Regions from separate parts of the Homo sapiens genome. Here region 1 is linked to region 2. A link is a contact called in ENCODE Hi-C or POLR2A ChIA-PET data. All regions are on one chromosome and are shown on one strand. The core of a region is the stretch at or near the end of the contact, and the rest is flanking DNA. Distances in the headings are between cores, read along the strand shown.

What was found. Hi-C counts contacts between places; a loop is a spot of excess contacts on that map. ChIA-PET counts read pairs that join two places held with the same protein, here RNA polymerase II (POLR2A). Pooled maps may share reads with other maps.
Region 1: a loop to region 2 is called in a pooled map, with 4 times the contacts of the local background. The contact joins the promoter of ACOT8 here to the promoter of WFDC10A in region 2. A Hi-C loop is called at or near these places in 2 of 50 pooled maps. POLR2A ChIA-PET finds 5 or more read pairs at or near these places in 2 of 52 experiments (A549 and WTC11).

Annotation. Positions count from the first base shown.
Region 1 is chr20:45,856,039-45,858,738 of GRCh38, forward strand. It overlaps ACOT8 (acyl-CoA thioesterase 8), which reads right to left and starts at 1,354. Exons shown (of 6, transcript NM_005469.4): 1 at 1,150-1,354. The coding sequence starts at 1,277. It overlaps ZSWIM3 (zinc finger SWIM-type containing 3), which reads left to right and starts at 1,576. Exons shown (of 2, transcript NM_080752.4): 1 at 1,576-1,942. The coding sequence starts at 1,788.
Region 2 is chr20:45,628,469-45,631,168 of GRCh38, forward strand. WFDC10A (WAP four-disulfide core domain 10A) reads left to right here and starts at 1,271. Exons shown (of 2, transcript NM_080753.3): 1 at 1,271-1,436; 2 at 2,402-2,700. The coding sequence starts at 1,346. The coding sequence ends at 2,550. All of the region lies in intron 1 of WFDC9 (WAP four-disulfide core domain 9), which reads right to left.

The sequences.
Region 1 (2,700 bases), core at 104-2,603, 230 kb after region 2:
GGATCGCCTGAGCCCATGAGTTCAAAACCAGCCTGGGCTCCAAAGTGGGGCCTCATGTCTACTAAAAATAAAAAAGTTAGCTGGATGTGGTGGCAAGCGCTTATGGTCCCAGCTAAACGGGAGACTGAGGCAGAAGGGTCACTTGGGCCCAGGAGGTCGAGGTTGCAGTGAGCCATGTTCGTGCCACTGCACTCCAGCCTGGACAACAGGGCCAGATCTTGTCTTCAAAAACAAAAATCAAATAGCCCTCCAAGAAGTTATTTACAATTCCTTAAGTGGAAGGAAGGGAGCTCAAAGTAAGATAACTTCCAGTAAAGCCAGGAGAAGCCTTGGAGGTCAAAGCTGTTAGAAGCCTTGCTGCAGGGGGCTGGGCGCGGTGGCTCATGCCTGTAATCCTAGCACTTTGGCAGAGGTGGGCAGATTACAAGGTCAGGAGTTCGAGACCAGCCTGGCCAACACGGTGAAACCCCGTCTCTACTAAAAGAAGTTAAAAAATTAGCTGGGCTGTGGCGCGCCTGTATGTCCCAGCTAATCAGGAGGCTGAGGCAGGAGAAATGCTTGAACCCGGGAGGCGGAGGTTGCACTGAGCCGAGATCGCACCACTGCACTCCAGCCTGGGCAACAGAGCAAGACTCCGCCTCAAAGAAAGAAAGAAACCCTTGCTGCAGTCAAGAACTTCAGCGATGCTGGGAAAGAAAAAAACATGCTTAGGCCTCAGAATAAGTAATGAGAAACCAGACCCACCAAATGGTACTGGGGGCGGGATATTGTGAGAAGAAAAGGATACTGAAGACACAAGGAGCTGCGGCGTCGGTTTTAAGGCTGATCCATCAGCTGTGTGCCCTTGGGCAAATCACTGCCCTCTCTGGGCTAGCTCCCCCGTGAAGGCTTAGGGCAGGCTGCCGAGCAGGGTCTCTCAGGTCACCACTATATTTGCTCAGCTGTGCAGACCTCGCAGCGCGGAGAGGAAGGGAGGAAGCCAGAGCAGAGAGGACAGCTCTGTTGGGGGCGAGTTCTCTCCTAATCGTGGCAGAGGGTGCATCCCACGCAGAGCCATACTAGTCCCGGAGCCAGGGGCCCCGGGCGGCGGCAGTCAAGATCAAGTTTCTGCCCTAAAGGAGGGGATGCTGGGCAGGAGCTGCCGGCTACCTGAAGAGATCCTCGTCCAGCGGCTCGAGGTTGAGCACGGTCGTGACCAAGACGCTACGGAGGTCCCCAGGGGGATCGCCGCGGTCGCCACAGCCCTGCCCATCTTCTGGGGCCTGCGGGGACGACATCTAGTTCAATGCTGCAGGCCCTGCACACCCGCTCCGCGGAAGACGCGGAGACATACACAGAACCTGACTCTTCCGGCAGATTGCCCTAGTAACCGGAAGTCTCCTGCAGACCCCGGGAAGGAGGAATCTAGGTTATGATTGGTCAGGACTCCTGTCAGTCCGCTGGTGGCTGTGGCCCTCTTTCTCTAGCAATTGGAGAAAATGAATGCCAATCTGCGAATCCTGTGTGTGACTGGATATGTCGCTGAGGAGGCGGAACCTCGGGACTGGATAATATGGACTGAGTGTCATTTCCCCTGTCAGATAGCAAATACACCCCCTTCCTCTTGTAACCCGGTCAGGCCTAGGGTTCCTCCCTGAGTTCCAGAATAGGCCACCCAGTTGGGGCGGACCCTTAAGGCATTCTGGGCCCACGCCTGCCTATAAACCCTCATAGTGTGACCTTTGACCCCTGGTGTGATCTTGGGCCCGGGCTGGGACCAGCCCCTAGTGTGGGTTGTGGGGGCGGCCATGGAGCTGGGCAGCTGCTTCAAGACCTATGAGGACTTCAAGGAGTGCTTCAGCGCCTACAAAAGGGAGAACAGGTGCTCCTTCATTCTCAGGGACTGCGTCTCCGTCCGCTTCCACAACCTCAACCATGGCACCTCCATCCGCGAAGACATCCTGTAAGGGCGGGCGGGGCGGGGCGGGCCAAGAGGGTGGGGAGGAGGCTGGACCTCCGGAGGGCTGCCTGGAGGAGGAGGGGTGCATAGGCACGCATTGGGCTGCGTGGCCATTCATTCAACAGGCACTCATTGAGCACCTGCTGTGTGCCTTGTGAAGAGAGCTAAGCCTCCACGGCCATTGGTTTTTGACCACCCACTCCACTTTCACTCCATTCACAGGCTTTTCTGGAATTTATAACTGCAGTTTCTCCCATTGTTTTGAGCAGCTGCAGCAACCCAAATACAAAGTATGGCTTTCATAAACGGATAAAAACACCTTGGCGATAATTTCCTTCATCAGTCTCCTCTTTACAAAACAGTCACATGGTCGTTGGAATGTTCGTTCATTCATTCATTCAGTTTTTAGTTCTTATATATTTGTTGAAACAGGGTCTCACTCTGTCCCCCAGGCTGGAGTGCAGTGGCACAATCAGCTCACTGAGCCTTCAACTGCTGGGCTCAAGCGATCCTCCCACCTCAGCCTCTCAAGTAGTTGGAACTGGAGGTGCACGCCACCATGCCTGGCTAATTATTTGATTTTGTACAGACTGGGTCTTGTTATGTTGGCTAGGCTGTTCCCAGACTCCTGGACTAAGCGATCTTTCGGCGTCTCAAAGTGTTAGGATTACAGGCATGAGCCACTATGCCTGGTCTATTCATTCATTTTGTAAATGGTTTTTGAGCTCCTTATATTAACCGTTTTCAAACACTTTCCATGT
Region 2 (2,700 bases), core at 21-2,520:
AGCTTCTATTTGAGATGATGATTCTCCTCTATATAACCCCTCTTTGCTAGGATAGTTATGACAGTGTCCAGTCTCTAAATTGTTCATTTATGAGTGGACAAAAAGAAAAACTAGGAAAGAGAGAGCCTTTGGGAAGGGTCAAATACCACTCTGTAAACTATAGGTACAAATATCAGAATTTTTGAATTATAAAGGATATCGCAAAGGATACAGAGGAAGGTGCATAAGGTGAGATATGGGGGAAAGGCTAGAGAGCTTCCTTTGAATGTAAATTACAACTGTGGACTGAAGGAGTCTGCATTAGGAGTTCAGAATGTCAGAAAGAGGTTCAAATCTTTAGAAGATTATCATCATCAGAGGAAGAGGGTGATCTTCTTCCCAGCTTGCATGCCTACTGGGAGTCCAGTGACCCTAGGTTGTCCCCTCTTTCTCCTGTTAGGGAAGAAGAAACATCTTCACTTCTGAGAGTTCATTTCCTTCATGATATTCAAGGTCAGTGACCACCTCCTCCTGGACAGCCTGCCAAGCCTTTGACTGATAGGTCTCTCCCCCTGTCTGAGCTCTAAGATATTTACTATGTTTCTCCACTAGCCCTTCTGTCCCATGCCCTACAATAGTCTCTCTTTCTGTGTGTTTATGTGTGTTTAAATTTGTATATGTATATCTGTGTATGTGTTTATATACATTTATATATGAAACAGCTACTTACTCTTTCACTCAGGAATTCTAGCTCTCTTAGTCTAAAGAAATCAAAGATTTATAAATAAAAATAATATGACATTCTCTAGATTATTAGTAATTAGTACAATACAAATACTTGATTATTAGCATTTGAGAGCTGTGCAATTATGAAAATCCACATTTTGAGAAATACTTACATGATTAAATAAGGGTGGCAAAAATAGATAACAAAAGTTGTTTATATTAAAAGGATTGTTTATATTAAATATGGAGAGAAACTAAAAGATAATGCAATGAAACATCAGTTAATTCTAAGCAACTCTTTTTAACAATATATTTTTTCTTTTCTTTTTTCCATAAAACATTTTGTAATTAGAAAGCAGAAATAAATGATATCTTTCATTCTATCGGCAAGAACACAAGACTGGTTATGTGAAAGGAGGAGGCGTCATTCCTGCGGAAGCCCTATCCCACATGACGAACGACAAGGCCAGGGGCAAGCAAAAAGAGGAAGGACTCTCTTGCTCTGCTCCGACTTGGCCAGTAGAGGCAGTGAGGAGCTAAAGATCATTCCTTCTTTCCTTCCTTCACTCTCCGTAGACAGCTCTGCAGGGAAGTCTGTGACAACCTGGCCAGACATAGGGCTCACGATCTGATCAGAGTCATGGCACCCCAGACTCTGCTGCCTGTCCTGGTTCTCTGTGTGCTGCTGCTGCAGGCCCAGGGAGGATACCGTGACAAGAAGAGGATGCAGAGTAGGTGATGGGCTGCTGGATGGGTGAGGGGGAATTGGGTAGGGGGAATGGAGGGCCTGTGTCCAGTCTGAGTAGGACCTAGGAGTTGGAAACTCTCTGCATATCCAGCTCTGACCACAATGTTGTGTAGACTCTGGACTGTCCCTAAACCATGGCCCTCCAGCCCCTTAGCTGGCCCTGGGAATAGTAATGGGAATGAAGAAGAAACCTGCATATTTTGCTGTTCCTTCTCAATACTTAGAGAGAAATGGCACATCCCATAGTGAAAGGCGCACCAGGGCTGAGAATCCAGTGGGGAAAGCAAGACAATTATTATTTGATTTATGCACATTTGTGAGGAGTAAAGATTCAGAAGTGGTTATGACGGTAGGTGTAGGTGTAGAATGGGTATAAGTGTAGGGAAATAGGACATAAGACAAGCAAAAGTTGGGGTACACAGAGCCAAGTTAAGGTTATCATCAAAGGGGCAAGGAGAGTGGTGGTGGAAAGGGAACTAAAGAAGGGGCAGGAAGACTAGAGACAGTGACAGTGAGCAGAAGAGAGGGAGAGACAAGAGGCATGTTGATCCTCATCTCTGAATTCTACTATTCAGAGACTAGGAGAGAGTTTGAAAGATGTCTCATGCTTCTTTGAGCTCTCAGGATCAGACTGTAGATTCTTTGGTGGTGACTTCACCAAGGCCATGACTAGTAAGGGAGATGGAGTTCTGATTGCTGGTGTGTGGAGAAGGTCCAGGAAGCCCAGGCATTGTGGTCTAATGGGGTAAGGTGTACAGTGGAGAGACAGGATTTAAAATATGACCAATCACTAGGATTTGGTGATGGGCAGGAAGGTAGTTCTATGAAGAAGGAATCCAGGAGTATCATGACTGAGACCTGGGTTCAAGGGTCTTGGAGGAGGCTTCAGCTTGAGAAAAATGTTCTCTAGGAAACTGCGTTTATTTACCGTTCTATTCTCCTTGTCAGAAACACAGCTATCCCCAGAAATCAAAGTCTGCCAGCAGCAGCCTAAACTATATCTATGCAAACACTTATGTGAATCTCACCGAGATTGTCAAGCAAATAACATATGCTGTTCTACCTACTGTGGGAATGTTTGCATGAGCATCCTGTGAGTGGGAGAGTGGGCTGGGATGTGCATCCTGCTTCCCAACTCCTCTATCCAAGACTGTGCCCACATCCGAAGCACAAGGACCTCAAGTCACCAGCATAAGAACATCAACAGGAATGCCGCCCTCTCTACTGTCTGAACCCCTTGTCCCTGT